Regions from separate parts of the Homo sapiens genome. Here region 1 is linked to region 2. A link is a contact called in ENCODE Hi-C data. All regions are on one chromosome and are shown on one strand. Each heading gives the region's core, a stretch centred on a gene start or an enhancer-like site at or near the end of the contact. The rest is flanking DNA. Distances are from core to core; before and after follow the strand shown.

Region 1 (4,805 bases), core at 1,097-3,596, 4.5 Mb after region 2:
TGCCCAGGCTGGTCTCCAACTCCTGAGCTCAAGCGATCCACCTGCCTCAACCTCCCAAAGTGCTGGGATTACAGCCATGAGGCACCTTGCTTGAGCTTTAAACATTTTTGTTCAGACGGTCTCATTCTGGAGTGCAATGGTGCGATCTCGGCTCACTGCAGCCTAGACCTCCGCAGTTCAAACCTCAGCCAGGAACAGCTGGGACTCCAGGTGTGGGCCACCACGCCCTGTTATTATTATTATTTTTTTGACACGGAGTTTCTCTCTTGCTGCCCAGGGTGGAGTGCAATGGCGCAATCTCGGCTCACTGCAACCTCCGCCTGCCGGGTTAAAGCGATTCTCCTGCCTTAACCTCAGGAGTGGCTAGGATTACAGGCATGCGCCATCACGCCCGGCTAATTTTGTATTTTTACTAGAGACGGGGTTTCGCCATGTTGGTCAGGCTGGTCTCCAACTCCTGACCTCAGGTGATCCGCCCGCCTCGGCCTCCCAAAGTGCTGGGATTACAGGCGTGAGCCACTGCGCCCAGTCGCCCAGTTAATTTTTAAATTTTTAAATTTTTTTGTAGAGACAGCGTCTTGCTATATTACCCCGGCTGGTTTCGAATTCTCGGCCTTAAGCTATCCTCCCACTTCGGGCTCCCAAACAGGTGAGAGCTACCCCATTAGCCAGGCAGGCATTCAAACTTTATCAGGCCCAGAGGGACTTGAGTATGGTACTTCAGTTAGCACCATCCCATGTAGGTGGTGGTGGGGGTGGGGGTGGGGGGTAGGGGTGTGTGGCAATTGTTTAAAGGCATTTTGTTCTTTTCTTCCCAGTACCTGCATCACCCTTTATCTTCGTGTTCCTAAAATTTGTGATAGAAAGAACAATGTGTAGCCAATGGATAGCTTATGTTATTTTAGTGTCAATTCTTGGTATGTAGTTTAGCAAAAGCCTCTTCTTTTTTCCTTTAAAAATTCACTCGTGGCCGGGCGCGGTGGCTCACGCCTCTAATCCCAGCACTTTGGCAGGTCGAGGCCAGGAGTTCGAGACCAGCCTGGCCAACATGGTGAAACCCCGACTCTACTAAAAATACAAAAATTAGCTGGGCGTGGTGGCAGGCGCCTGTAATCCCAGCTACTTCGGAGGCTGAGGCAGGAGGATGGCTTGAATCTGGGAGGCGGAGGTTGCAGTGAGCCGAGACCGCGCCATTGCACTCCAGCCTGGGCAACAACTGCGAAACTCCGTCTCAGGAAAAAAAAAAAAAAAAAAAAAAAAAAAACCATAAAGAAAGAAAAAAATTCACTCGTAGCTGCTACAAGAAGTGTAATGGCTCATGCCTGTGATCCCAGTGCTTTGGGAGACAGAGGTGGGAGGATCGATACCTTTAAGCCTGGAGCTTCACAAGACAAAGAACTCAGTTGAAACTGCTGCTTATCGGATCACATATTAAGGGCAACTTGAATTGATGATCCCAGGTTGCCCTCATCAAACTTGGCCCAAATAAATTCTCCACTTATATTAACTTTGCCTCAGTTTTTCCTTTAGGTCGACAGTTATTTCTAAAGTTCTACAGATGGGTTTACCTTGTATTAAAATAAGGTGTGAGAAGGGCAAATGAAGCCAGAGGCTCCCAGCACAATCTTGCAACCTTCAGAGACTTCCAAAGGATCAGCATTAACTCCAATATTTAGCAGGAGTGCAGCTCTTCGAGATTCACAAAGTGTTAATCTGTTGCCTAGAATTCCAGAGAGTTGGAGGCGCCCAGTGTGAACTGTGTTCCGCCTAAAAGAAAAAGCGACCAGCCTAAGATCATGAGCGCAAGGGAGAAGCTTGAAGCCATGCGCTCTCAAGTACGCGTTTCCCGCTGCCCAGGTCTGCGGGCCAAGCAGCCAGCCACGCTGGCCCTCGTCATGCACGCGATCAGCTAGGCTCCCGCGCCACGTGGCACTGAGAAGGCGTCCACCGAGCGCCAGGGAGAAGGAGGCGGAGCCCGGCCTCAACCTCGCCCGTGTCCTCATGGGGGTTGTAGTTTTCCTCGCGGGGGTAGAGGGCACGAACTCCCCGGCTTTTGCCCGGTAAATAGCATCTCCTTCGTACGAGTCATTCAAATAATAGATGCAGCCTAGGTAGCTTCAAGAGAAGTTGGGAAGGGGAAGGGGGAAAGCAAGGAAGGCAAACCTAATAATTATGGGCGGGGCAGAGAACGGTTCGCACCCACTACGCATGCGCACATCAGGCGCGGCAGGTGGGCGGGGACGGAAAGGCGGTGACTAGAGCTGTGTTGTCCCCGGAAGTGCCTTCCCTCCCGGGTCTGCGCGGACGCGGCCTCCTTACCTCATTTGTCCTCGCCCCTCCCCGTCCCTCTACGCGTTTTGGTTCCCGGTTGGTGCTTCCTGTTCGCAGCTGCGGCAGTGAGTATGTGTGTGACGGACCCCCGCCGCCCGCGGCTCGGGACCCCTGCCTACCCTCCTTCTTGCCCGCCGGGCTGTGGAACTAGCGCGTGCCCCCTCGCCGGCCTCGACGTCTCCCGTCCGCCCCTCACTCGTGGCAGGGCGCAGCTCCTGGTCCGTCACCTGCGCGCCGCCCCACGCGGCCGGGCTGCGGGTCTAGGGGGTCCGCGTCTCCCTGGCTTTCCAAGGGCTAATGCCGTGATTCTAGAGCGGCTGGGCGTCTAGGGCCTCGGTGAGGGTGGCGTGTCTGCCCTTTTTATTTCCCCGCAAGGCCCCCAGTCTTCTAGGGAAGCCAGTCAGTGAAGCGCGGAGGTCCCGGCGCGCCGAGAGAGAGTCCAGTCTTTGAGGACCGAGTAGTCCTGGGCCACCTCCCGCCTCTGCTGTCAGAAGCAGCAGCTGCAGCAGTAGAATCCAAAATTTCGGGAGCTGTGACCCTTTCCTCATGTAAAACGAGTAGACTTGGACTGTGTTTACTAAGGCGCCCTTTATCCCTCCCATCCTGTGAGCGGACAGTTGCCTTCAACTTTTGGGAAGAGCTGCTGGTTCGGTGGAAAAGCTGTGGCTGGGAATCAGGAGGCCTGGGTTCTAGCCGTGGCTCCCCCACGGATTCGCTGGCGATTCCAGAAAGCTCTTATTGAAGCTGAATTTAAGATTATTTCAGATTGCACAGTTGAATTACGGGCTGCATTAGTAGGGCCTTTTTAGCTCAGTGAATAAGTTTCTCTGAGCTCCTTTCTCCAACTATAAAACGAGAGCGTTCAATTTGATGACTTTTCAGGTCCCCTCAGAAGCTCTTGACTTTGTGGTTTTCTTTTTCTTTTTAAAATTTTTTCTAGGACCGTTAGAGAAATGACTTCGTGTTTGAATAGTTAGGCTGTCGCATACAAAGACTTTTAAATGGATTGTGTGTATACTTAGGAAAGCGTTATGCTTTCAGGAGAATCTGAGCATGGGGAATAAAGTCAGGAAGGATCGCAAGTGAGGATTATATTAATATGATAATTAGCACGGTAAGAGACTGCATGACCGAAGGAAAAGGGCTAAGGGAAAGGTGAAGGAAATGTTTCCGGATAGGATTAGTTCTCGTAAAAATCATATATATATCCCAAGAAGAGCTGGGACTTAAGTGACTAAATTTAGCTTATTTTTTTTCCCCCACTGAAATACTGTGCTCTGTTTGTCTTTTGTGACTTTTGTTTTACACATTTGGATTCTCCATCCCAATCAGATTTGATTCAGAGTGGCCATCGCATTTGAAAAATGGACAGACATTTTAACCCTTTAGACAATTGTGTTTCAACTGTCCTGTCAGGGCAGCTTACTAAGAGTAAGAAAAATTTTACTTTGAAAGTAAAGTGTATTCATCACATTCCAATGAAAATTGGACTGAAAATGAGGCTGTGGATTTGATTTAAATCGGCCGGAGATGGATGCGTGTGTCATCAAGAAGGAACATCTAGGGAGGCTAAAGATATTTGGAAGTAAATAAGAGCAAAAGGTCAGAATGACCAGTAGGTAGACTGTGAGAGCAGAAGGATTGATTAAAGACTGTGTTAAGTAAATGCTGAAAGCTTAAATAAGCCTTAAGTTGTCTAGTTTAAAACAATTCAGTCAATGAATACTGCTCCCTCTTTTGAATGGTAATAGCCTTTGCAGTTATTCTATAGCTGTTTTATATTTGTTAAGGTATTTTAATTCTTAGATAAGTTTCATTTGCATGATATTTTAAGATGTTATATAGGAAACATCTTTTCTGGTCATGGGATTGATAGTTTTTGAGTACCAACTTGGGAGATTCTTAAATGGCAAACTGACAAACGTGTGTTTTCCTTACACCTAAAATGTCTCATTTAGTTTTTAAACTCTGCTGGGACATAAAATGGATATTTGTGAGGTAAATTTAGGTGTTAGAACCAATGCAAATATTGCAATGAAGGAAGGTTTTTCTTCAAAAAATCTTAATTTGAAGTTAACTTATTTGAAAATTTTATTTTGGGCCATGTGCGGTGGCTCACGCCTGTAATCCAGGCACTTTGGGAGTCCGAGTGGGGCGGATCACGAGGTCAGGAGTTCGAGACCAGCCTGGCCAACATGGTGAAACCCGTCTCTGCTAAGAATACAAAAATTACCCAGGCGTGGTGGCGCGTGCCTGTAATCCCAGCTACTTGGGAGGCGGAGGCAGGAGAATTTCTTGAACCCAGGAGGAGGAGGTTGCAGTGAGCCGAGATTGCGCCACTGCACTCTCACCTGGGGGACAGAACGAGACTCCGTCTCAAGGGGGAAAAAAAGAAATTTGTTTAAAAATTTTAGTAAACAGTTGGCTGAGAATCACAGAAATGTGAATCACTTCTAGCCGTGTTCTTAACCAGC
Region 2 (4,443 bases), core at 1,723-4,222:
CTGCTCAGGTACCAATATCCTATACTAGGCTGTTGCCACTGTTGCTCCCCAAACAGATGTGCTCACCCTCCTCCCCTGCAACCCACTGAGGATCTAACACCCCTCTCTTGGTATACGAATGCCCTCCTCACTCTTTTGTGCTCCAACACTTCAGGCTACGCAGTCACCACTGCTCCCTCTGCCACGCCACTTCCCAAAATGCATGCCCTTCTCATTCTGCCTGGGATCCAACACCCTGCACCAGACCAAGCCTTTAAAATACCACAACTGGCTCAGTTCCATCAGCCCATGCAAGATCTGTATCAGTGAAAAAGTGCAGGCATCTGGACATCCTGAGTTCTAAATAAATAAAAATTGTGAAGAATCAGATAAAATGAAGGGAACAGAAATTGGGTGATGACAAAGATATGCTTTGTCTATTTTGAATTTTTACCTTATACGAGATACAGGTTTTTAAAAAGGAGCAGAATTGTTTTCTCCCTTCCTATTCATGACTCCAAATTTACCCTAGTATTATTAGGTCACTACATTCTTATCACTTAAATACTAATTTCTATGAGGAAATCCATTTCAAGTTGTAAACTAGTGACAATATTTTTTAAAAACTATACCCAATTATGTAACTTTCATTAAACCTTTTACCTAAGAGAATTCAAAGTACTTCAAAATCTGTTTATAAGTGGCAGATTATTTCCACTAAGTAGGGTAAGATAGCCACAAAGAAAGTAATTTTGGACAATATTAAAAATGAATTCTGAAAAGGACATACTTACAGAAACATGATACTTCATGTAATAATGAATAATCCAGACAGGTACAAGTACATGAGTGAAAACAAAGATACTCTTTTTGTATACCCCATGGACCTGGGGGGAAAAACACATACACAAAATAAACATATCCCATTTTTTATATTTATGGCAGAACAAAAGGCATCAATGATGTAACAATGCCATGACTATTTTACAAAACTCTAAATGGCACATATTTTCTTATAGTCTGTAGGTAACCTCATCTACTCAAATATTCTTAGTAAATGCAGAGTCTGCTAGAAGATACCTACAAAGTCCAGACCAAAATGCTTAAGCAGTATTTTGCAAGACTATAACAAGGCATTTATAGATTTTTTAAAGACTTCCAAAAATATCCTTATTATAAGTTTGTTAAAGATAAAATATAGCAAAATAATGAAAGAATAATTTTAATGTATTTAACCAGAGTAATCAAACCTACAGAATTTTTCAGGTATAGTCATCTCCCTTATTTATTGATCAATGACACTCACATCATTTTAGGTATAAGGCAGACAACCTTGACAACGCCAATGCTGGAAAAAGGACGTTTTACATACTAAGATGGGGTGTCCCAAACTCACTCCAAAATGCCCTCTGCAACACTATTTTAAAAAAGAACTAAAAATGGAACTTTCCCATGTCTTCCAACTTGATTAAAAAACACCTATCCATTCAAGGAAGGGACAATCCAGAATCTAAGAATTATAACAGATATGATTATAAAAGAATAAATTAAAGTAAGGTAAGGTGAACTTCGACACATTATTATTTATTTACTTCCTTATATCACTTGCTGATGGATGGGATGTCAACTTTAAATCAGTGACTGCCAATATTCCGATAATGTCAGGGATACAAAGGGTGGGAGAAGAGTTGAATTTTACCACCATAAATAAGTATCCAATATCACTTTCTCAGAAAAATTTTCAACAATTCTATTGCACTAGACTTTGTAGCACAGTAAGAATCAGATACATGTTGATTACAATATGAACTCATATTCAATTCCTAGCTCCCTGACCACCAGCAAATCACTGAAGCTTTGTAGGCCTCAGTTTCTTCACATTTAAAATGAGGATTAGGAATATCTACCTTACAGGAATAAAGAAATGAAGTAACACATGTAAAACCCCCAGTAGAGTGCCAAGCACACAGCAAGCACCCGTGTGTTACGTAGTATTGTTACTACTATTATCCTGTCATCAGTAAGTGTTGCAGGTAACTGAAAGCAATTCTGAGATGTTTATCATCCATAACAGTCCTCAAGAAAATACCCAGAGGCCTTGAAAATAAAGTTCTTGAATGAGTGATTTTCTTCAAAGCCCAAAATGCGATTTTTTTAATGAAACACTGTGTTAAAAGTACAGAACGGTAGTTTAGAAAGGTAGCTCTTGAATGTGACTCACAAGGCATACCAACAGGACCCTGTCTTTTACGGGGATCACATGGGGCTGTACTATCAGCTAGGGGCTGGCTGTGCCCTCTGGTGGTTGGATACTGTGTTACTTGGTCTCTAGAACCTCACACTTAAAAGTCAGACAAGTGTCCTCAAATACTTAAATCACAGAATTTTAATTCTAGCGAGTCCTTGGTTATTATTCTGAGGGAAGATTTCTACAGTCAAAAGAGAACCAAACGTGCAGCGTCCTGGAAAACCTAAGTATTAAAATTCGCCCCCGTCCACTGTACTTGACAGTAAAAGGCATGATTCTCTCAAAGCCATACATATTCCTGGACTCCTGCCTCCCGAGACTCCAGGAGGACTCTCGGGACTGGCCAGTGTCCCAGAGCACTGAGCGTTATCAGTCCTTGGTGTGGCTGCAGGGAGCGGACGTTCAGTGTTCAGGCTGCCGGCAGCAGTGGGATGTGTTGGGGGGGACCGGAGAGGTCTGTCACTCACCATTTTCCTCCAAGGGGATTTATTCTCCAAAAATTTATTCCAGAATTTCTCCATAGGCCCCATCTTCTGTGGGGGCAGCACCGGCTCCCGAGGGCTCAGCTCCTGGTCCTTCAGCCATCGCCTTCTCAGCTCTCGCAGCTGCTGCAGCCGCAGTTTCTCATCCGGAGTGTACCCCGTCATGTCGCCGCTGGTACCAACGCAAAAGGACACGGCGCACCCTCGAACTACGGACTAGTTACTTAAGCGCGCTCCCGCTCTGCAAAGCGACCTTGCGGGAACGCCGAGCGCCGCGCGCGGTTATTACGTCACATCCTGGTTCCGCCTCTGCAAGGGCCCCAGATTCCTCGCGAGGAAAGCAGTGTGTGGGCATGCACAAAGGTCTCCACCTCCAGTTCTCTCTACGCCCACCTCCGCTATACCCGACCAAATTAGGACCGGGTGGGGACAAGGAGTACTCGTAGTTGTGGGGCCTGAGGAAAGTGACAGATTAGACGAAAGTATGCTAAATTAGAGGACTGGAGGTTTTGCTAAGGAAGAACTTGTATGCTGGGAGGAGGAAGGATAAGCATAAATGTTTCAGTGAATATGCTGGCCAGATTCAAAATTATTTGCTTGCCTCTCCCACCTTGGAATGACCTAGAGAGTGTATGAAAATAGTTACATCCCAGTTCAAATCCCAGCTATGCCAGTAACTGCTGAAGTGCCCTGGGCAGCTGTCTCATCTGTCCCTCCATCTGTACAGGAATAGTGAAAAGAGTAGCTTAATATCTAGCAAAATTGCATAGATGAATTCATGCTTTCACCCAAAAATACGTGTGGTGAAAATATGAAAGAGCATGCACGACTATTCAGCACGATTCATAATACCAAAATATTGGAAATTACCCCCAAATTCCTAAATAAAGGACTGCTTGAATAAATTGTAGTACAACAGTCAAAAGACAGCATTACAACGAATTAGTTTAAAAATCTTAATTGACTCTTATTCGTGATTCTAGAATCAAAAAACACCTCATTCTATAAAGTAGAATGAGTGTTCTGATCAGCTGAGCAGAGGCGGTTGGTTTTATTGGCAAATAGGGGCTGAAGAAAGCAGAAACCGAACAAAAAGTGGACTCATCGTTTCAAAGTTACTTTTAGGGTTAAAGCAGAAGAAACTTCCTTGTTTCACTGACTCAGACTTAAGGGAATTTCCTATTTTTTGGGAAACTGGCCCATTTCAAAGTTCAGTTTGATTGTGTGGTACTTAGCACAAACGACTCCATTCTGGTTTGGTCTGGTCTGCTGGGGCCTAGTGCGTGAAGCTAGTCCAAAACAGTGGCTTCCCAAAAACTTTCACACAACAAAGCAATGAAATGCTAATACAATCGTCAAAAGTAATAAGGAAGAACTCTATATACATCTGTGGTGTGATCTCCAGAATACATTACAAAGTGGAAAAAAAATGGATAGGAATTTGTACAGTATGCTTTTACCCAAAAAGAGAAAGATGGTGGTAATTTCAATATATATACATATTTTCTTAAATTTTCAAAATAATGGGAATGAAAACAATTGAGGTTTTTAAAGATGCTACCTATGGTGGAGGAAATAAATAGGATAGAGGAGACAGGGATAGAATCTAGACATCTCTGGAAACATCTTACTTCATAAATTTGACTTTAGAACCAAGTAAATATTTCATATTGTGAAATTAAATTTAGCTTAAAGATGTCTCCGTATTTTGAGTCCTTATATAATGAACTGCAA

What was found. Hi-C counts contacts between places; a loop is a spot of excess contacts on that map. Pooled maps may share reads with other maps.
Region 1: a loop to region 2 is called in a map of naive thymus-derived CD4-positive, alpha-beta T cell, with 12 times the contacts of the local background. The contact joins the promoter of ZCCHC7 here to the promoter of NDUFB6 in region 2. A Hi-C loop is called at or near these places in 2 of 168 maps with a recorded cell type or tissue (heart left ventricle and naive thymus-derived CD4-positive, alpha-beta T cell) and 7 of 50 pooled maps.

The regions. Positions count from the first base shown.
Region 1 is chr9:37,118,228-37,123,032 of GRCh38, forward strand. ZCCHC7 (zinc finger CCHC-type containing 7) reads left to right here and starts at 2,347. Exons shown (of 9, transcript NM_032226.3): 1 at 2,347-2,396. It overlaps LOC105376034 (a long non-coding RNA gene), which reads right to left and starts at 2,173. Exons shown (of 3, transcript NR_188580.1): 1 at 1,569-2,173. RefSeq lists an enhancer at 2,009-2,088.
Region 2 is chr9:32,570,187-32,574,629 of GRCh38, forward strand. NDUFB6 (NADH:ubiquinone oxidoreductase subunit B6) reads right to left here and starts at 2,973. Exons shown (of 4, transcript NM_002493.5): 1 at 2,695-2,973; 2 at 774-866. The coding sequence starts at 2,874. RefSeq lists enhancers at 2,521-3,060, 3,331-3,380.